3 separate regions of the Mus musculus genome follow, and regions 2 and 3 are each linked to region 1. A link is a loop called in an ENCODE intact Hi-C map of the cell type or tissue named here. Cell type or tissue: heart. All regions are shown on one strand. Links, peaks and the distances in the headings refer to the core of each region. The heading gives the core; the rest is flanking DNA.

Region 1 (7,719 bases), core at 1,064-6,063:
ATTGTGTAGAATCTGAATGTAATTTGTCAAATCCAGCATCAAACTTTTTATACAGAAGAAAATAGGGAAGTCGGTTGACCCACCGGCAAGGTACAAAGAGGTTACTGGTTTCTTATTCAAAACAGAGCAATGCAAACACGGAAGGACTGGCAGGAACCAACTGGGATAAAATTCAATGTTAACAACTGGGATCAAAAACAGCTCCACCTAAGGTCCACTTAATCTTAAAAGCCAGGGGCAAGGGCTTCGTGCCCTTGCCATAGTTCCTATTCTAGTCTATAGTATAGTCCACCTTCCCCCTAGGCCATTGTGAATACGTGTGTATGGGTATAACTCAGCTATCTATAGTTCTAAGTATCTACTCTGGTTCCTTCTTAGATCACAAACTTTCTTCTTCTGAGATAATGGTAAATTTCTGTGTAGGGCAGTGACTTAGCTATCCATGCCCAGGGTCGGCTCAAGGACTGCCTAGAATCTAACTTAGCTATATGTCAAAATATCAATCCTTAGAGCACTTGTAATAAAGCAATATTAAGGGAAGGCACACAGATCCGTTTATCAACTAAAGCAAGGACATTGGAGCATTTGTTATACAGGATGCCATGGTTCCAGGAGACTAAGTTTCTGTGAACTTTTCGCCTCAGGACAGCGCCCAGGTTTTCGGGGCCTGTGGTGCTTGTCACTACTGGAGTGGATGTAGCAGTCCTCTGTGTGGGCCCTGGTGCTGCAGCTATTTTTGAATCATCTCTGTTGCTGTAAGTAGCTCTCACCCGTGCCTGTAAGTAACCCAAATAAAGCCCAGGGCTGGAGGGGTATTTGCTGTTCTTGCAGAGAAGTCAGGATCTATTCTCAGCACCCACTCACATGGTGGCCCAGACCTCTCCATAATTCTAGTCTGACACCCTCTTCTGGCCTCTGTGGGCACCAGGCACTCATGAGGTGTGTGATATACATGCAGGCACATGTAGGAAAATAAATATACCATTAAAAACAAACCAAGGACAAAAAAGGGCAGTTAAAGACAGCAAGTGCCTTCCCTAAACGCCAAGAAGTTGAGAAAGGAAGTTTTTAAAAGCAGAAGCAGGAAAAGTGGTAGGTTTTTTTAAGACCACTGTTTTATAATTTTTAACAGAATAATTGACTGAAGGCTGAGGCCATCTAATACCACTGCTGACAAGTCCATTAGGGACAGGGAGTTGGGCAGGGATGGGGCACCATCCTGGCCTATGAATCTGTGTCTGAACTGAGGGACAGCAACTAGGCCTTGTGTGATGGTCTGCATGAAAATAGCCCCCCTAGGCTCACAGGGAGTGGCACTCTTGGGAGGTATGGTCTTGTTGGTGTAAGTGTGACTTGTTAGAGGAACTGTGTCACTGGGGGTGGGCTTTGAAGTCTCAGATTCTCAAGCCAGGCCCAGTGTCTCACTCTCTTCCTTCTACATCCCAACTAGGATGTAGAACTCTCAGCTACCTCACCAGCACCATGTTGACCACACGCCACCATGCTTCCCACCATGACGATAATGGACTAAATCTCTGAACTGGAAGCCAGCCCCACGTAAATGTTTTCCTCTAGAAGAGCTGCTGTTGTTTCTTCACAGCAATAGAACACTGGCTAAGACAGCACTGAAGGGCTTGTGGTATGGGGAAGAACTATACAACAGCACACCTCTGGTGCTGTCACCAAAGGATTTCTCCTGGGCTTCAGATCTACAGTTCACAGGAAACCCAGGGTTAGAAGGACACCATAAAGAGGTTGTTCTGTAGAGGAGTAAACTACTACACATCTGCAGTAGAGGAAGAACAAGAAGTGTCTCAGGTGAGGAAGAGTATAGGGTTTTCTTACAGCGTTACAGATACTGTGACCAGTTATCTGAGAGGAGCAGGAAGACCAAGAGAAGTGAGAACACAAAAAGATACAAAAGCACTCAGATGCTTTGTTACAATAAAACAAGATGTAGCCGGGCAGTGGTGGCGCACGCTTTTAATCCCAGCACTTGGGAGGCAGAGGCAGGCAGATTTCTGAGTTCAAGGCCAGCCTGGTCTACAAAGTGAGTTCCAGGAAAGCCAGGGCTATACAGAGAAACCCTGTCTTGAAAAACAAAACAAAAAAACAAGATGTACACACAGATTTGCATGCACATACACATAGACACACACAAACACATGTGAACACACACACACATGCACACAAAGACAGACACATGAAAAGACAGAGCATTTTGATTTATAGCAGTTCCACCTGGAAGCAGTCTAACTGCCAAGCAGTGGATATCTATGGATAGGATACAATGTAGCCACAGAAAAGAATGAACCACGGTGTGGGGGAAACTCAAAGCATCATGTAGAGTATGAAAAGCAGCACACAGCATTCTGCAATGACCTTCTTAATATGGGATTTAGAGCAGGCAAGACACCCAGCAAAAGAACCAAGAACAGTGTTCACTGAGTGTCATAGGGGCCACTCTGTGCGGTCATGGACATGTTCTTTAGCCTGGGAAGAAAGAGGATCAGTTGCAGCACACTTGTCAAAATTCATCCAACCGTGTGTGGAACGACTACGCGTTTGTTTATAAAAATGTATAGCAATTATTTATCTATGTGTCTATGTGTGGGGATAAGCATGTGTGTGTCCTATAGGCACTCATGTGGAGGTCAGAGGACATCTTGCCCGAGTTTGTTCTCTCCTCCCACCATGTGGCCCTCCGGTGATGGAACTCAGGTTAGCAGGCTTGGCAGCAAGTGGCTTTACCTGCTGAGCTAGCCTGCAAACCCTAGCTGGGTGTTTCAGTGTATGTAGGGGAGTGTTATTTGAGGGAGGGAAGGATGGGTGAAAGAGAAAAGGAGAGAGAGAGAGAGAGAGAGAGAGAGAGAGAGAGAGAGAGAGAGAGAGAGAGGCAGGGCACAGAACTAAGAGACAGAGCAACACAGTGCTGTGTGGACTTCTGGGACCCACAAACAATTGAGAAACATTTTGAAGAAAATCCCAAGGTGAGCAGAGTGCAACCCCAGTAGACCACTCTAGTGTATACTAGATGTGGCGAAGTGTGCTAGAAAAGCCCCTCCATTCCAACAACGTATCCCACAGCCTTAAGGTAAAGCAACATAATACTCACATGGGTTACATTTGTGCAGGGAAGAAGGAAACGGGAGTAAGGGGAGTGGCAAAAACTGGGGTGTGCCAAACTCCATGTTCTGACACACGGGCCTAATAGTTATTTTCACTTTTCTCTAGTGTCTATTCTAAAAATTTCACAGCCAAAAAAAAAAAAAAGTCTTCGGAATACAGGAGACTCAGTCGCAGTAATGTCGATCAGACTAGAGACCCCTTCTCTGCTTCGGCTTTGGGCAGATTGTTCACTTTTATTATTAAAATCCACACACCTGGTGGGTTATATTTCATTTTTTTGTTGGTCGGTTTTGAGTCCCAGGCTGGTCTAGAATTTGCTGTAAAAGCCAAGATTAGCCTTGACGACTCCTCACTCCATGGTCCAAGAGCTGGATGGGATGGCAGGCATGAACCACCGGTCCACCCACTAACCACTCAATGCCCCAGCCCAGCCAACAGATATTTATTAAGAAATAACCACAAGCCGGGCGTGGTGGCACACGCCTTTAATCCCAGAACTCGGGAGGCAGAGGCAGGCAGATTTCTGAGTTCGAGGCCAGCCTGGTCTACAAAGTGAGTTCCAGGACAGCCAGGAGTATACAGAGAAACCCTGTCTCGAAAAACCAAAAAAAAAAAGAAAGAAAGAAAGAAAGAAAGAAAGAAAGAAGGAAGGAAGGAAGGAAGGAAGGAAGGAAAGAAAGAAAGAAAGAAAGAAAGAAAGAAAGAAAGAAAGAAAGAAAGAAAGAAAGAAAGAAAGAAAGAAAGAAAGAAAGAAAGAAAGAAAACCACAAACGTCCCACAAACCTATCGCCCCTCTTCCCTATTTTCAAGGTCTCCGTTCCATTGGCTTTCTCAAGCTGTTTTCTGCCTGGTATAACCTCATTTTGCCACCAGGGAGCGCGCCATCACCAAATTTGCAGCCACTTGAGGTGACAGTCCTGAAACTGGTTACCAATCTGAGGCACGCCCATGACCACTGGTAGCAATTGTTTAGGCACGTCTCTCTAGTGACTTCATCTTTTTCAGGAAACAATTAGCCTGTTTGAACAGAACAGGTTAGGCAAATTCTTAACTGGAAAATCAGTAAGTCCTTTTGCAGGGCGTGTTGGGACACTTTGCACTCTTTCAGCTGAGTTAGGGTGTGGACCCTTTGTCCTCACGTGATGGCTGGGCAAGGAGGCAAATAGCCCTCTTATGCAGGCACAACCCTTCCTTTGTCCTGGGCGGCCTGGGCAGCGTTGGGGGCGGGGAGCACCTGTGGCTGGGATGAACAGACCCAAAGCAGTAAGGGGTCACAGACCAGACGCTGCAGCCCCCTCGGCCTTTTCTTCCTGGAACCCAGCGAGTTCCGGGCCACCTTCAGAAACACAAGCAAGGCTTTTAGACTAGGACAAGGGGCTGGAGGAGAGGGTGAGAGTTGAAGCACCCTTCTCAATGCGATTTGCCTGGGCTATTTCCAACCTGTTCAAGAAAGCCCTTGGAAATACGGGGTGCTGAAGGCCTGTCTCAGTCTGACCGCTGTCCCCCAGATCCGTACAATTCAGTCAGTGTGGATTCTAACCCCTTGCCCGCACCCCCACTCCACCGACGGCTGCCCGGTTTTCTCTATGAAGCAGCTACATCCAACGCTCTCTCCCAAACCCTGTGAGTTCAGGTTAAGGGTGCTTTGCGGACTCCCAGCAATTCTGTCTAAGCTTTAACTACAGTCATACATCCCCACACTTCTGACTCTCACTAAACTCTAAGGGACATAACGACTTGTTTGCTTTTTTGATACACACTCATTTGCCCAGCTAGCCTGGATCTCTAAGAAAATCTAAGGGTGACTTATAACTCCGGCCTCCCTGAGTGCTGGGATCATTATGCCAGGCAAGCACTGAACCCCCATAAAGCCATTTGAAAATTAAAAATATCCTCCACGTCTGTCATTTTCTCCCCTGAGACTGTGCAAACAGACCCCAAGGATCGCAGCGCTGGGATGTAAGAAAGTATTTGAGAACAAGAAACCTTCTGAAAGCCCCTCATCACTGAGGCACTGCCTCTGTGTACAAAACAGGCCTGGGGAGCAAGGGAGAGGAAGGCTTCGCAAAGACAGGAATGACAGCTGATGAGAGAGATTGGGAGGAGCACGACAAAGGATACTTTTTTTTTTTTCCCCTTTCTGGTGCTTTCTGTAGTCACGCCTTCAATCCCAGCACTGGGGAGGCAGAGACAGGTGGCTCTCTGTGAGTTCCAAGACAGCCTTGTTTACTTAGGGGGTGGGTTCTAGGTTAGCCCTATCCAGAAAGAGAGGAGAGAGAGGGAGGGAAGGAGAGAGAGAGAGAGAGAGAGAGAGAGAGAGAGAGAGAGAGAGAGAGAGAGAGAATATACCTGTCATGTTCAAAGCTGAGACTACAGAAGACCACCATCTTTTGTCCCACATTCTCCAAATCTCCTGATCCCTGCCCACTCCGGGCCATCCAAACGGTGCTATCACGAGGACTGTGATAATTAAATTCTGGCTGTCGGGCTGACGAGATGGCTCAGTGGGTAAGAGTACCCGACTGCTCTTCCAAAAGGTCTGGAGTTCAAATCCCAGCAACCACATGGTGGCTCACAACCATCCATAACGAAATCTGACGCCCTCTTCTGGGGTGTCTGAAGACAGCTACAGTGTACTTACATATAATAAATAAATAAATCTTTAAAAAATATATAATATAAAAAAAATTCTGGCTGTCATGTGCACTGGGCACTGAGGTAGGTACTGAAGAATTCATATACAGCCACAGTCGGGGCTGGGTAGTGAGTGAGACGCTCCCGTGGTGGAGAGAAGTGTAGAGCTTGGCAAGATTACAAAGGAGATGGGAACTGATCTGGTCCCCCAGTCAGTGGGTACATGAGTGGCTTACCGAGGGACACTGGGTTGAGCTATGGGACACAGCTGTACAGAGGACAGTCAAATACTTGACCTCCTGGAGGGGCATTCTAGTGATGCATGCTACACTAAGTCAGAATTTTGTTGGCAGTAGAAAGGGGAAGAGGTCAGGGGAGTTGGAGAGGGAGAAGTGACTCTTGAATGGTGACTCACAGATGAGAGGTGTAGGCGCCTGGGGGCGGGGCCCTGGGCATTGGGAGCAGAGGGTGTGCAGCACATTTGGGGAACAGCAAAGGGAGGGACTGGCGTGGCACAGGCAAGGAAGAGAGAGAAGCAGAAGGCATGGGCAGGCTTTCTGAACTGTTCCAAAGGGGGTAACTGTGGGAGTGGCCAGCTACTGGGAAACGCGGCTCTAAAAGAGAAATCAAAGCACTAGCTTGCAGCTTTGCTGATTCCACCAGGCACCGGTGTATGTAAAGGTGTAAAGTCTGAGCAGAGATCTAGGAGCGATCAGCTCCCAGCTTCAGCCGCTCAGGACGGCTAATGCTGACAGTGTCTGACTCCTGATACAGGGTCACACTTGCTGCAGTGCTGAGGGCAGAGCCTGCGGGGACTAAAGGAGACAGTAGGGTAGAAGCCCGGCTCCAGGGAAGTCTGGTAGTGGGGGAATAAGACAGTCTCAGAGGTGAGCGGTAGAGGAGGCCCCGAGGAGCTAGCAGGTTCTGGGCATGACTGAATACACCTGGATTTCTTGGCAGACTGATGGTGGAGTACAGAGGAGAACGATTCAGGGAGGCGCCAAGGTTAAAGGAAAGTTTTGGGGAGAGTACGAAGCTCTAGGAAGAAGAGAACACTGTGGAAAGTGGTGCTTGTAAGCTTGTAACCTATTGTGGAACAGGAAACAAAGAGATGCAGGTACCAAGGCAGCATTGGACAAACCAACAGACAGAACTAGACACAGGGCTCTGCGATAGGTGTGCTGCAGAGAGCGCTCAGGACTTGGGCCTGGGTCACAGAGATTCGTTAGTATAGGACTCTGAGCGAGAGCGCATGTACGCACTCGCATGAGAGAGAGAGAGAGAGAGAGAGAGAGAGAGAGAGAGAGATGTCTTTGAGGGCATGCCTGTTTCTGGAAGTATAAACTTTGTGGTGACTTCATTTATTACATGCTAGCTAGACGCCAAAAAAAAAGTTGCTGTTTTTATAGAGATCCCACAACATCCCTGTGAAAATTTTTGATAATATTTTTACACCTTATTTGCTTGCAAAATAAATTTTACAAATTCCCTTTCATTTTTAGCTTTTATGAGATTACAGTTCCGGTTATTTAGACTGAGCTATATACAATAAATGAGCTTTAAAAATGGAAATATAAACATCTATCTGCAGTTAAGTATTTGTGATGGATGACAATGTTCCTAGAACGACAGATGTAAGTCAAACGGTTTGGTTAACAGAAAAAATGATCGTTTGAGCATGATAAAGGAGATTTGGGCTGAGAGCAACATAATAGCAATAATAGCACTGAAAGTTACAAACACACTTTCTGCATGCTTCCACAATTTGTTCTTAAAAAAAAAAAAAAATCAGCCGGGCGTGTTGGTGCACGCCTTTAATCCCAGCACTCGGGAGGCAGAGGCAGGCAGATTTCTGAGTTTGAGGCCAACCTGGTCTACAGAGTGAGTTCCAGGACAGCCAGGGCTACATAGAGAAACCCTGTCTCGAAAAACCAATAAGTAAATAAATAAATAAAA
Region 2 (7,719 bases), core at 1,799-6,798, 490 kb after region 1:
GAAAGAGTAGTTTGTGAGTCCAAGTGTCCACTTAGAAAGCTTGTCATGACACCTGGAGGGATAGAGATGGGAGAATCCCTGGGTCTATTGATGACCTCCAGATTCAGTGAGAGTCCGAGCTACAGAGAAGCTCAGCAGTTAAGAGTGCTTGCTGCTTTTTCAGAAGTCTGAAGTTTGGTTCTCTGCAGACAGCTCACAGCTCTCTGTAGCTCCAGCTCCAAGGAATCCAGTGTCCTCTCCGCTCGCCTCCACAGGCACCTCCCACATATGCGCCCACCCACAAGCACATGCACATGAAAAAGACTGCAAAAATAAGATGGAGAACAATAGAGCAGGACACCCAAGCACGGCCCTCTGGACTCTGTACACGCAGGCCTCGTCACCCACACAGAAGGCAGGGAAGCCGAGAGATGAGCTACTGTGACAGAAGAGACCTAGGTTCCTGTCTTATTTGTCCACTGCATTCTCTTAAATATAAGTTTTATGTTGCAAATTATCTATACATGCTTCAGCTCTCCATCTAGCAGGAAATGGCAGGAAGGGCTTTTTTTTTTTTTTTTTTTTTTGGTCTTAAGAATGTGTCCTAGAGGGCATAGCCCCGAGTCTATTCAGCAGCGTGTAGGTCGTTAGATGCTCATCGCCTCCATCACCTGTGGTCGGTCACAGATGGACCACAGCAGCTGCTGCTGTGCATATGTGTGCTTTGTTTTCAGATCTCTTACTGATAGTATGGCGGTTCATGTGTACAGCGAAGGCTATACTCCTGTGCTCAGTTACAGTGTAGGAGGTCGAGATGAAACTATAAAGTACACGGGTGTTTTTATTTAGACATCTCAGCATATGTTACTTAACAAAAACACTTTGCAAGGCCAGGCATGGTGGCGTACGCCTTTAATCTCAACACTTGGGAGGCAGAGGCAGGCAGATTTCTGAGTTCGAGGCCAGCCTGGTCTACAGAGTGAGTTCCAGGACAATCAGGGCTACACAGAAAAACAAAACAAAACAACAACAAAAACATTTTGCAAAAACAGGCAGAAAGTGTGTTCTGGTTTCTCCATTCTTTTGTGTTAAAATCCCTAATGTATATATCTGCCATTGACCTACTGAATAAACTAGCTATTTACCTAACTTTTATGGATTTATACTCAATCTTGACAGAAGCCACTATTGTTTATAAACAACACATTAATTTTTTTGTGCTTTGATTTTGTTTTTGAAAAAGGGTCTCAATATCATGGCCTGGTGGATAATAGGTTGGCCTCAAACTCATAGTGATTTGCCTGCCTGCCTGCCTGCCTGGGCCTCAAGTGCTGGGATTTTAAGCATTTGCCACCATACCTAGCACACAGCTAACTTATTTAATGAATAGAAATACTTTTTAGGATGGATTCTATTTATTATAATTAACTTGGTATTACAAACTGAATATCAGTGAAGTTTTATTCACATGCTTTTGTAAACATGACCAAATTGATAACTTTTTAACTGAGGTAAGCTTAAGATTCCAGCAAATAGACTATTTTTGTTAATTATTTGTTTAATAATAGCAAACAAAACTGTAAATCTTGTTTTAGATTTATCTTTGTGTGAAGGATGCTGTATTTCTTTTTTTTTTAAGATTTATTTATTATTATACATAAGTACACTATAGCTGTCTTCAGACACCAGAAGAGGGCATCAGATTTCATTATGAATGGTTGTGAGCCACCATGTGGTTGCTGGAATTTGAACTCAGGACCTTTGGAATAGCAGTCAGTGCTCTTACCTGCTGAGCCATCTCGCCAGCCCAGATGCTGTATTTCTTAAAAAATTAATCTATACTTGAACAATTTTGTACTATAACCCCAGTTAGGTTGTTGTTGTTGTTGTTTTGGGTTTGTTTTTTGTTTTTTGTTTTTTTCCCCCAAGACAGGGTTTCTCTGTGTAGCCCTGGCTGTCCTGGAATTCACTCTGTAGACCAGGCTGGCCTCGAACTCAAATCTTCCTGCCTCTGCCTCCCGAGTGCTGGGATTAAAGGTGTGCGCCACTATGCCCGGCAGTCCTGGGTTCTATAAGAAAGCAAGCTGAGCAAGCCAGAGGAAGCAAACCAGTAAAGAACATCCCTCCACGGCCTCTGCATCAGCTCCTGCTTCCTGACCTGCTTGAGTTCCAGTCCTGACTTCCTTTGGTAATGAACAGCAGTATGGAAGTGTAAGCTGAATAAACCCTTTCCTCCCCAACTTGCTTCTTGGTCATGATGTTTGTGCAGGAATAGAAACCCTGACTGAGACAGTTCCTATATTAGAAGCCTAAATCATATTTAGGGCATCCTACTAAATTAATGCCTTCATTATCAGAGTATATAGAGTGCACTGAAGGTTTCTATAACTGAGTTGTTTCAGACCCATTAAATGAGCTATTTAACTAGAAATTAAAATATATTTTTATTTGCTGTGTTATCTGCCAACCTTAAATTAGAACATATTCTATAAAATTAGTGACTGATTATTTCAGGACACTCCCCCTACCCTACCCCCCAAAAAGAGGCTTAAGTAGTTTTTTGTTTGTTTGTTTGTTTTTTGATTTTTTTGTTTTTTCGAGACAGGGTTTCTCTGTATAGCCCTGGCTGTCCTGGAACTCACTCTGTAGACCAGGCTGGCCTTGAACTCAGAAATTCGCCTGCCTCTGCCTCCCAGGTGCTGAGATTAAAGGCATTGCGCCTCCACTGCCTGTAGAATTCTTATTTAATAATTAGCTTATTGAGGAAAGTTTTTATTTTGTTTTGTTTTTATGATGAGGCTTTCCCTGTGTTGTAGCCCAGGCTTGCCTTGAAACCTTGGTCTTCTGCCTCACTCTCTGACTAGGGACGTTCTTGGGGTTACAGGCGTGCCTCTGCTGGCCTGGTCATTGTTGTCTGCTCTATAGTTTGACAGTTTAGATTTTATTTCCTACATTGACACAGACTCTAATGCAGCAAAACATCTTATATTCAGAACTAACGTTAATGTTAAGTCTTCTGAACAAGATTGTCCTGGTTGCTGATTAGTAGTAGTAGGCCTGGGACTGTGATAATTGCTGTTAAGGGAGGATCCAAAGACAGAAGTATACATTGTGCATGTTTTGAGACTTGAATTTGCGTTGTTATTCTCACTCTTCCTCTCAGCTCTCCACATCTCTCCAAGTTGCCTGATTTCATTAATACCATGGGTCTGTGTTACTCCTGGTTTTCCATGGGTCTGTGTTACTCCTGGTTTTCTGTCTTAAGCTGTGGAGCTTTTTCAAAATTCAAAATACTTTCGGGTGTAAATTAAATCTGATCCAGCATTTAAACATAAAAAGCCTCATCGAGCCAGTGTTGTTTCTGACTTTCCACAGCTGCAGTGTGTCAGCATGGCAGTCTGGTTTTCCTCCCTACAATACGGCACAGTACAGTGCTCACCTGGGTTCCATCTGCCATCTCACAACCTCCACGTTCTCCCCTCCATAAGACGAAATGCTGCCTGAGATTGGCTTGGGCTTACCTGTTCCGCCATGGTAGTAGGTGTGTGAGATCAGCTGCAGTGGCTGATCAGATGTTTTTATGGTCTGCAGGCCACTCGGTGTGCAGCTGAGTTTGAGACCATAAGTCTCAGCCTTAAAAATGGGGTGGGGAACCCCTCATTTTTCCAGTGGAGCAAAATGACTATGTGATTATGGTTTGTCGTATCTTTTTATCTTTCTCTGAAGTGTTTGTGGTGCTGTGGTACCATGGAGGCCAGAGAACAACTTTCTGAAGCTGGCTCTCTCCTGCCACCTTTATTGGATTCCAGGGAGCAAGAGGTCTCTAGGCTTGTGCCGTGTTTTATCCACTGACATTGTCTTGCTGACCCCAAGGCTAAATTTTTGATTAATGTTGGTCAGATTCCAGGGTAAAATTTTTAATTAAGATAGGGATTAAAATCTTATATTCATAATTGACATTTACATTTGCTAGCCATCAGTGTGAAATAGTCAATTTTTAATATCCTGGTTATGTGACTTCTGGCAAGAGCTAACCAATTGGAACAGTGGTAGAAGTTTTTAAGTGTGTGTCGGTATGTGTGTGTGGAGGGGGCTAGTGTGTGGGTTTGTGTGCACGTGTGCGTAAAATCGGGATCAAACTGAGGAGATGTGTGTCTGCCAGCCTTGCCCAGCAAGTGCCTTTAGCACTAAGCCTCTTGCCTACCCAGAGAATATTGTAAATATTGTAATTATTTGGAATTAAGTGCTCAGAAATCCTATAACACCAAGAGACAGAAACAATATTGACTTTTCTGTGCAACCTAACATAGTTTAAAACCCTATATACTTTATTGTTGGGGGGGGGGGCGACAACACAAAGTCTTCCATTAAGTGTCTGTTTACTTTAAAAATAGATATAGATGTTTTGTTTTGTCGATTTATTAAAAAAAGAGATTCTGTACTGTTGGTGGACAGACAGAAAAATTGACAGGACAGCAAGAAAAAGAGAATCCCAGCACTCGAGAGTCAGGCAGACTGTCTCATGTGGCCTCTCTTAAAATAACGTGCCACATAAAAGCTTAATACCTTATTATTCTGACTTATATTCTTCCATTTTACTATGATGGGTCCTGGGTCCCACCTTCAGTTTCAATTAATTGTATTCATTTATAGTAACCCAAGAGAAGCATTTTAAGTGACATTTTGGCGCCATCTGCTGTTCTGTAATGTGATGTTCCATTTACATTGATAAAACTTGTAAGGAGATTAAAATACGTTTAATATTTTTGCCCATATAAGCACAAAATTGAATTTATCTGCCTTGATCTCTGCATCTGACAGAGACTATAGACTTGCATACAAATACTTTTGTACTTCTGCTGGTTTTGAATATTCGCCCAGTGCCTGTAAGTTTCTAAAGACTTCGCTTACAGAGTCTCCATGAAAACGGCTCCTGAGGGAAAGGCCCACTCGTCCCCACACCTCCAGTCATGTTTTATGCCTATTCTTGTCTTTGAACACCTATTTTTTTATCTTACATAGGCTTGTTTCTTACCTATATAGTTCCACTGCTGTCCATTCAAATAAACACTCCCCCCATAATTCTAAACTGCATGTATTTAGCACCTTTCCCTCAGCCCCAAAACAGGGTTGTTGTTTTGTTGTTGTTTGTTTAATTTTTAAAACTGATTTAATTATGATTATTTTTATGTGTGTGTTGTGTAAATGAATGTATGTGCACCATGTGCTTGGTTAACGCCCAAAGAGAAGAGACGAAGTGCACTGGAACTTGAGTTACAGATGGCTGTCGACCATCATGTAGCTTCTGAGAATTGAACCCGAGTAGTCTGTAGGGCCAACAAGTGTTCTTAACTTAGCTGAGTCATCTCTCCAGAGCTTGCTTTTTTTAAAAAAATAAATTATTTGCTTACTTCATGTTTATGCCTACACTGTAGCTGTCTTCAGACACATGAAGAGGGCATCGGATCCCACTCTGGTTGTGAGCCACCACGTGGTTGCTGGGAATTGAACTCAGGACCTCTGAAGAGCAGTCATTGCTCTTAACCATTGAGCCATCTCTCCAGCCCCTCTCCAGAGCTCTTAAACAGGGTTTTCATTTCCCTCAGGCTACATCTCAACTCCAACTCTGTAGCTTATACTAGCTTTAACTTCTAATCACCCTTGCATCTCTTCTGTGATATACACATGTGCATATACATATGCCTATGTATAGCTTCTTTTTATATAAATTATTTCCAATACAAATACAGCATTGTATTTTGTAGTCATAGTCTTTAAGTCTTACATGATCTATCTTGTACTTTGTCTAGTGTAGCAATTTGTATATTATTTTGTTTAGTAATTTCCAGGTATAAGTCTCAACAAATGTCTCCATGTCTATACATGAATATAGGTGCCCCCAGAGACTAGAGGCACCTGATCCTTGTATAGCTAGAGATACAGGTGGTTGTGAGTAATGACTCAGGTCCTCTGCAGGGACAGTACCTACAGTTAACTGCTGTGCCCTTATTTTGTAGTCTTTGAAAATTTGCATGTACTATTAGGCATATAGACTTGGAAATTTGTTGTCTTAATTGAAAGACTTGCCTCCACGTGGTAGGGTTTTTTTGTTTGTTTGTTTGCTTGCTTGCTTGCTTTGTTTTGTTTTGTTTGTTTGTTTCCGATCAGGCTGGCCTCGAACTCAGTGTCCCACCTCAGTTAGGTAAATAGCTAGTATTGAGATGTTGTTTTTACCAGGCACTATTATCAGCTAGATAATAATTACTAAGATATCTAACCATGACACATTTCAAAAATTTTTTAAAGATTTATTTGTGTACAGATTTCTGCTTGCATGTATGCCTTCATACTAGAAGAAGGCACTGAATCTCCTTATAGATGGTTATGAACCACTATGTGGATGCTGGGAATTGAAGTCAGGACCTCTGGAAGAGTAGCCAGCACTCTTAACTTCTGAGCCATCTCTCCAGCCCTGACACATTTCCATTTTTAAAATGTGTGTGTGAGTGTGTGTATAAGAGGTCAGGACATCTTTCCATAGTTGTTCTACCATGGACTCTGGGCATTAAAAGAATTCAGATTGTCATCCTATAAGCACTGTCACCTACTGAGCCAACTTGTGGCCTACTTAGTTATTTCCATTTTGTAGACAAAGGGAAAATGAAGTTCAAGAATGAGAAACTGAGCTGGGCAGTGGTGGCACACGCCTTTAATCCCAGCGCTCGGGAGGCAGAGGCAGGCGGATTTCTGAGTCCCAGGCCAGCCTGGTTTACAGAGTGAGTTCCAGGACAACCAGAGCTACACAGAGAAACCCTGTCTCAAAAAAACCAAAACCAAACAAACAAACAAAAGGATTGAGAAACTAAGGTCAGGAGATGCCTCAGTTAGTTGGTAAAATACTTCACTGTGTAAGCATGAAGAGCTAGTTCAGATCTTCAGTAACCATAGAATACAGGCCCAGCAGCATGGGTCTGTAATCCCAGTATTGGAGAGGCAGAGACAGAGGCCCCAGGAGCTTACTGGCCAGCGAGTGAGCTCCAAAGTCAGAGAGACGCTGTCAAAATATTTTAAACAATTTGAAAAAGAGTATAAAGGCCATTACCGTATATCTTCCATACGTGTGCACACACACAAACACACAAATTTCTGAACAGAGCAGGACTAATACCAGATTCTAAACAAAGGCCAGTCTTTGTAGAACTTGTACCTTTACGTTGTACTAAAGAGTCTCCAGTTAATACGGATTTTCTTCTATGCCCCATTACATTGTAGTTTTTCTACAAGCCTCTAAAATACTACTGGCAATAAGTGTAGTTCATAATACTTAGTACAGTTTGTATTTAGATAGTGCTTTAGTTAGCAATTTAGCAAATAAAACCTTAGCTGGTCACAAACTGCTTATCCTTCTGCCTTAGCCATTGAAGATTTGTACAGTCATGGCTGCCTTGTTAAGTGATGCTGGTATTTTTGGGTTTTGGTTTGGTTTGGTTTGGTTCGGTTTTCTTTAGAAACATTACTAGAATTGTACTGTGTTATAGTTAACTATAGACAGCTAAGCAGAGCTGGTACCATCTAAGACAGCTACTTTATTGGAAGAAAGAGAGCAGATAGGACGCAGGGGCATTAGCAGTTATCTTTTCTCATGTATGCAGTTTAGGTGATGACATCAGTTGTGTATCTGGTCCCTGAGGAGGCCAAAGGGAGGAATTGGGGTTATAGATGCGTGTGAGCTGCTGTGTG
Region 3 (7,719 bases), core at 1,799-6,798, 220 kb after region 1:
GAGGAGAAGGCAGGAAATTATCAAAATCAGGGTTGAAATGAATCAGTTAGAAACAAAAAGAACAATACAAAGAATCAACAAAAACAAGATGTGGTTCTTTGAGAAAATCAAGTAGATAGACAAACCCATAACCAAACTAGTCAAAAGATAGGGAGACAGTACCCAAATAAACAAAATCAGAAATGAAAAGGGAGGAGACATAACAACAGACACTGAGAAAATTCAAAGAATCATTAGGTTTTCTCTGCAAGAACAAGTACTCTTAACTGCCAAAGCTCTCTCTCCAGCACCCGGGGAGATATGGGCTGGCGTGTTTCAGGATTCTACTGCACACCACGAGAAAAGGAGAGGAGGCACACGGCTTCCCTCTAAGTTTCTGAGCGTAGCTTTCAAAGGTTCCATCACCTTGGAAACTCCATCCCGTATACTCTGTTTTTGAAACACGTAAGGACATAGTATAAAGGAGGAATGGATACAGAATAATAAAGTTTACAGTCATGAAGCATGGGAAGTTCAAAACTGAAAGCAAATATCACACTTCACGGAGGAACATAAAAGGCGTCTCTAAATCTCTTGGTGAGTCCTTCAGGACAAAGGACAAACCCAGGATGATCACCCCTGTGCTTCAACACTGCTGTGAAGGCAACCGAAGCAAGGGGAGAGTCAGGTTAGCGTACAGGAAAGAAGGCTAAGCATCTTGTTAGCCACAGGCGAGCCAGTCACTTACTGAGGAGGCACAGAGGAATCGCTCGAGAAAACTAAGTGAAGCTAGAAATCTCAGGGCGAGGGTGAGACTCAGAGGTAGCAGAATGCTCTCTTATGTGTGTCGCTGTGATGAAACACCATGACCAAAGCAAGCTGGGGAGGAAAAGGTTTATTCATCTTACATTTCCACATTGCTGCTCTTCATCAGTGGAAGTCAGGACAGGAACTCAAACAAGACAGGATTCTGGAGGCAGGAGCTGATGCAGAAACACTGGAGGTCTGCCGCTTACTGACTTTGTCCTCATAGCGTGCTCAGCCTGCTTTCTGATAGAACCCAGGACCACCAGCCCAGGAATGGTACCACTCACAATGGGCTGGGCCTTCCCCCATCAATCACTAATTAAGAAAGTACCATATCTCATGGAAGCATTTTCTAAATTAAGGATCTCTCAGATAACTCTAGCTTGTGTGTGAAGTTGATATAAGATGAGCCAGCACACATATACAACAAAATTTCACAAACTCAGAAGACAACTGTCCTCTCACCAACTTGAATGAAAAAAACAACTCTGGAGCTAGGAGTGTAGCTCAGTAGTAGAGTGCTTAACCAACTCGCACAAAGCCCAAAATTTGATTCCACACCCCCTTTGCTCCCAAATAGCTGCAGGGAGTTTCTGTGCCGTTTCTAACTTATTTTAGTTCCTAAATAAATGACACAGAAAGCCAGTGTTTCTATTAACAAGCTACTGACAATATGCTGGTTGCTTCCTTGGAGTCTGTTCCTGGAGAATACTGGCCCTTCCGCAAGGTCTCTCCACTCTCTTCTCTTCCTCATGGTCCTTCTCCACTCTCTCAGATCCTCTGACTTGGATTGGAAGTCCTGCCCTATTCTCTTCTGCCCAGCTATTTGACTGATCAGCTCTTTATTAATCAATCAGAGGTGATGGGAAACAATTCTTACATCACATAGAGACTGGAGATGCTTGACCAGGCCATCGTCCAGACTGTAACCAGATGTCTAGGCGTAGAAGTCAGCATCTGAATACACAGTGCACATACCCCCAACATTTTCCCCTTTTAGTCCACAGCTCTTTGTCTTATATTAATAAGCTACGTATAATAATAATTATGAAAACTTATCAAGTGAAATTATATTCACAATGTCCAGTCCATTTGTGTTCGTTAACCTTGGAAAAAGTACTCTATTATCTATCCTATCTTGGTGGATTTATAACTCTATACTTAAATCATTTTCTATCCAAACTTGTGTTTAAAAACCTAAAAATAACTTCGTAGACTTTAAAATTTTTCTCAAATCAAAAACAATTTAAGCTTGATTGTAAGACTATAACTATCTAGTCTTCAACCTCATCAGAGACCTGAGAAGAAATAAATATTACCTTGAGTATGCAGGAAGTACAGGGATGTGGCTTCCAAAACTATAGCGATGACCAAAGTTGCTGGCTACCTAGACAGTCACCCAAGGCTTCTCTGTGTTTTTGGAGCATCCGTCTTTGGCCTTCTGGTCCAGAATATCTGACAGACTTTTCTGCAAAGCAGAAATATGAAGGACTGCTTATCTTTTCTCAGCAAAGTTCGGCAGTTGACTTCCCTGAATCACATCTGTCCAGTTTGGACAGCATGCTGTCTGCAGTTGAGGCAAGGGCAGTTTCTAGCCCAATGGCAGCTTGCCACAAAGAAGCAGACTCCATAAGGAGGTTTTTCGATGCTGATCATCTTCTTTGAAGTAGTATTGGGGTGTGGCCAAGGAGCAGACATGTCTCACTGTCGTGAAAAGCCTTATGTTAATAAAAGAGCTTTAAGTGCCGTATTTTGTAGATCTCTGAGGTGTTTGAAGACCATCTATCTAAAGTATATTCAAATAAGTAAATGTTGCTTTTTTATAGCTACCTACTATCTGTTCAACTAGGATACATATTTCTATAACTAACTAAACTAGCATCTAACATGACCACAAGTTTGATTGAGTGACTTGCATTTCTTTATTATCCTGAACACCTGAACAGTATATAATAGCAGTTTCTTAAGGGACTAGAATTTAACATTGTATTTTTATGAATTACATAGGTACAATACCTTAAGCAAGAATTGAAACACACACACATACATATATGAATATAAATATATATTACATATAAATATATATTTACATATGTATTTATATATATTGTGGTAACAAAAATAGCTCAGAAATATTGTCTCAGCACTGAGAAGATGAAAGATGAGAAGTTTAATGTCTATCTTCCACTACAGGTTAAATTTGAGGCCAACCTGTACTATAAGAGACCAATAGAAAGAAAGGAAATATCTCAGTAAGTTAGTTATTTGGGGCTTCTATTACTGTGACAAAATACCATGACCAAAAAGCAAGTTGGGAAGGACAGGGATTATTGGATTTACATTTCTACATTGTAGTACATCACCAAAGGCTAGAACAGGAACTCAGGCAGGGCAGAAACCTGGAGGCAGAAGCTAATATAAAAGCCATGGAGGAGGGCTGCTTTCTAGCTTGCTCCTTATGGGTTGCTCAGTCTGCTTCCTTGTAGAATCTAGGACTATCAGCCCAGGTCTGGTACTGCCAAGGGCCAGCATCTGTTTGAAGAGGGGTTCCCAAGAGAAGAGGTGTTTGAAAGAGTCAAAAAGAACTACTTGAAGTTAATTGTGGGGTACAAACTGATGGTCTATGTTCTGCTCAACAGCTTTCCAGATTGCTCTGTGTGTGTGTCTGTGTGTGTGTGTGTGTGTGTGTGTGTGTTCAGCTTGAGACAGCTTTCCAGAAAGCTCTTTCTGAAGACAGCGCTCTTGAAATTCTAAAAACTCTCTGGATGGCTCATCTTTTGCAGATCAAAAGTCGAGTCTCTTATTTACAAATTCAGTCATTACCCCAGGTCCCTTTTGATTATCCCATGACTCAGCATCCTCTGACCCTAGCCCCCATGACTCAGCATCCCCTGACCCTAGCCCCCTGATTATTAGAAAGAATTAACAAGCCTTAGCACTGCACATGAATTCAGAGATCTGCTTGCCTTTGTAAGTACAGACAATAAGCTAGCTAGGTGGGATCTCACTCTGAGAATGCCATTCCTACCACGCCTGAGCCTAATCTCACTCTGTGCCAGGCTGAACTTGAACTCAGAAATCTGCCTGACTTTGTATTTTTCTGACAAGCTGGGTCATAGTTCATCTGCCTCTGTTCTTCTAGGTCCATGAAGCCCTTCATATAATTTATAATGCATCCTTATATTTTGCATAGATGAGAAATTGTATATTTTTGAACTCATGTTTTCAGAATTGTTTCCCACAGCCTTAAGGTCACAGCATTTTCCATTTTTTTTAAGGACATAGATACACCCTTGCCTTCTGCACTTGACTTGTACTGTTTCTGATTATCATGGAGTCAATAACCTTGCCAGGGAGAATATTTCCTGAATGAGGAGCATGAAGTCAAAAATATATTTTTTTATACAAACAAGTTTGTTTGTTTGTTTTCCCTGAGACAGGGTTTCTCTGTATAGCTCTGGCTGTCCTGAAATTCACTTTCTAGACCAGGCTGGCCTCGAACTCAGAAATCTGCCTGCTTCTGCCTCCCAAGTGCTGAGATTTATACAAACAAGTCTTACACCCAGCAACCATCAACATCAGTGGAGGCCCATGCCCTGCTGGCTACTTTCCAGGGGCAAGAAACCATGTTACACCATCCCTTTCCACATAGCCAAGCAGGACTTCAGCATCACACCACCCACAGCAGGCTGATCCTTCCCCCTTCATCCATTAATTAAGAAAGTTTCCTCCAGGTGGATCTTATGAGGACATTTTTCTCTATTGAGGATCCCTCCTTTCAGATAACTCTAGCTTGTGTCACATTGACATGGGACTAACCATCACTAGAAAGGAAAGAAACAGAAAGGAGAGAAACAGAATATTCCTGAACTTAAAAAAAAAAGAATGGGAAAGGCTTGTGAAGTGCCAGGTAGAATTCAGAAGAAAGACACAAACCTGACCAAATCCCAGGAAAATTCCTAAACCCAAAGACTAGACAGGAAACTTTGGAAGCTTTCAGATAGATGGAGTTGTCAAATGAAAAGATAGTAAGGCTGGGGTCATATTTCTCATTTGTGAATAGTAGTCTCAAGACTAGTTAAACAACGCTGACAGAGTTGACAGATAAAGCCTTTGATCTGAGCCAAGTCATCATCATATTTATATAAAAAGCAAAAGACAGATACACAATGGAATAGGACAAACAGAAATTATTTAGAAACATGTGCTTTCCAAAAAAAAAAAAAAAAAAAAAAAGATTGGTTGAGAACTTCTTCAAATGAATCAAAATTAAATTTGGAATAAAGATCTCAAAATAGCATAAGATAGAAAACATGTAGGAGACAGTGTGCAAACCATAAATAAAACACAATTCATAGTAAAAATTTAAAAAAACCAAGCCAGTGTGGTTGCAGACTGTGCAGGAAGGTTATTGAGCCATGCTGGAAACATAGTCATTTGATACGGGTGGAAAGATAACCTGGATCCCAACCTTTGAGAATTCTTGCCTTATTTTATGACTCTGGGTGTTTTGCCTGCATATGTTTGTGTACCACACACATGCTTGGTGCCCAGGGAAGCTGGAGAATTTGGGTTCCTTGGAGCAAGAGCTACAGTTGTGAGTCACCCAATATGGGTGCTAGGAGCGAATCTGGTTCCTTGGTGACCAGTATGTGTTCTTGGATAGATGCTGAGCCATCTATCCAACCTCTCAAGTTTTGATACCTTAGAAAACAAACACTGAAGTGTGATGAGACAAAAATAGATGTGTAGGAGACAAAAAAAATGCAAGAAACTAACAGGGCATGTGACTCGGTAGATAAAATGCTTGACTAACGTGGACAAAGGCCTGGATTTGATCCTCAGAGCCACATAAACCCAGCTTGGTGATATACACCTGGGTCCCAGCAGTTGAGAGGTAGAGGCAAGAGGCTCAGTAGTTCAAAGTCATCTTCTAATACGTAGCTAGCTCACATCTACTCTGGGTTATATGCGAGTGTGTCTCAAAAATAAAATAAAGGAAGAATCAAACTATTAAATGTGTTTAAATTGGACACATGAGGCACAATGGCGCATACCTGTAGACTTAGAACGAGAAGGCTGAAGTAGACAGATCTTGGGTTCAAGGTAAGCCTGAGATAGATAGTGAGTCTTGGTCAATAAAACAATCTCAGACAAAACATCAGACCTCAATACCTCAGAATGTGTTTTTTCTCGAATATAGGGTCTTTACAGTGATAATCAAGTCAAAATGAGGTCATTGGGATGAATCCTAACTCAATATGACCCATGTGTTTATAAAATGCTGACATTTGGCTACAAAAGCAGACACTGAAATAGAAGATGACTGTGTTATTAGAGAAGTATGCATAAACCCAAGGCCAGCAGGAGTCCAGTGAGCACATGACCCACTGGAGACAGAAGAATGCCCCCACAATGACCTTCAGAGGAACAGGTCTCTGTCAACAGCTTCATACTCCAGCCTCCAGCCCTGTCGTTTTAAACCACCTGATGCCTACTTAGTCAAGGTAGCCATCGGGCTCCAATGCACAAGGGAGCAGGAGCACCCAAGGTATGATCTGGTCGTATAGACTTCAAGCTTGCACACACTACATAAACTATGATCTGGTCGTATAGACTTCAAGCTTGCACACATTACATAAGGTATGATCTGGTCGTATAGACTTCAAGCTTGCACACATTAAATATGACTGGAAAAGAACATTTTATCTATCTATCTATCTATCTATCTATCTATCTATCTATCTATCTATCTATCTATCTATTTTTTATTTATTTTGGTTTTTCGAGACAGTGTTTCTCTGAGTAGCTCTGGCTGTCCTGGAACTCACTCTGTAGACCAGGCTGGCCTCGAACTCAGAAATCCGCCTGCCTCTGCATCCCAAGTGCTGGGATTAAAGGCGTGCGCCACCACGGCAAAGGACATTTTATAAGGGCAAGGAAGAATTTGAGGAAAATGTAATGGTTTGGAGGTTATAAAACAGTGAAGTATGTATGAAGGAGGAATAGAGTCAGAAGACTGTGGTAAAACTACTTCCAGTTAGGAAAAGGAAACCTCTTGTCTTTCAGAATCTGGCAGCTTGTATTGTCAAACAGTAGATGAGGGAAGAAGAGAACTATAAGAAAATGAACAACAACATTATGGGAAGCTGACAAATGGCAAATAAAGTTTTATTTTTAAACCTCAGAAATACAAAATGAAAAAAAGGAAGAAACAAAATACCACAGCCAATGTGTCACTCTTCTCTACCGTTGTCACGGGGTCTTCCTGAACAAGCGTGAAGGCCAGTTAAGTAAGGACTGGGTCTCCCCTGGGCAGCTTATCATCCTTGGTCAATTGCTCAGGACTGTAGATTCTTTCTTTCAGTTCTTACATCTCTTAAGAGGTGTCTGTTATGCAGGTAAGGAGGGCCTGGCCTTGGGAAGGACCTGGCTAGGGAATCTGTGCCCATCTAGTCTGGTGGTAGCGATCTGGTTGGTGGCCTTGTGCTTCCTTGTCTTGACTCAGTAAGGCTCCTGATTAGGAGCTGGCAGGATCTTTGTCCTTTCAGATTGCTATAACAAAATACTGCACATAGGACGGTTCATAAACAACAAAAATTTACTTCTCACTACTCTGGATGTTAGGAAGTCCACAGGCTCGATGTCTGGTAAAGAACTAATTCTGGTTCATAGGTGGGGACTTTTTAACTGTGTTATCCAAGTAGCAGAAGAGATCCTTCGGTTCTACATGCCACACTGACCGCCTGTGGGAGGATTCTACCTCCAGTCACCTCCAATAAGGTCCTCTCCCCCAACTACTTCAGGGTCAGGATCATACCATGTGAGTGAGGAGTAAGACACACAGACAGACCATACCAGGTACTCTTAGGGTATATGCTCCACCGAGTTAAACCAGTATCAGTCTACCCCTCCTTCATGCCCCCGTGGAAG

What was found. A loop is a pair of places that touch in the nucleus more often than their neighbours do. Peaks named below come from ENCODE experiments on the same cell type or tissue, not always from the same donor. Only the 100,000 strongest peaks of a DNase experiment are listed, where the experiment ranks them.
Region 2: a loop joins it to region 1, with 4 times the contacts of the local background. A loop is called at or near these places in 16 of 42 quality-filtered maps.
Region 3: a loop joins it to region 1, with 5 times the contacts of the local background. A loop is called at or near these places in 9 of 42 quality-filtered maps.

Annotation. Positions count from the first base shown.
Region 1 is chr17:88,507,770-88,515,488 of GRCm38, reverse strand. No RefSeq gene overlaps it. Among named protein-coding and RNA genes, the nearest start is that of Ppp1r21, 18 kb to the left of the region's middle. In heart, for the core only: a CTCF peak has its summit at 4,009 (motif pointing right); DNase peaks (open chromatin) are centred at 4,048 and 4,318; H3K4me3 peaks cover 313 bases; H3K27ac peaks cover 362 bases.
Region 2 is chr17:88,022,338-88,030,056 of GRCm38, reverse strand. The region is part of intron 1 of Fbxo11 (F-box protein 11); the gene reads left to right. Among named protein-coding and RNA genes, the nearest start is that of Fbxo11, 40 kb to the left of the region's middle. In heart, for the core only: a CTCF peak has its summit at 4,679 (motif pointing left); no DNase peak of the experiment used is centred there.
Region 3 is chr17:88,284,730-88,292,448 of GRCm38, reverse strand. The region is part of intron 3 of Gm31615 (a long non-coding RNA gene); the gene reads left to right. Among named protein-coding and RNA genes, the nearest start is that of 1700116H05Rik, 19 kb to the left of the region's middle. In heart, for the core only: CTCF peaks have their summits at 4,609 and 4,822; no DNase peak of the experiment used is centred there.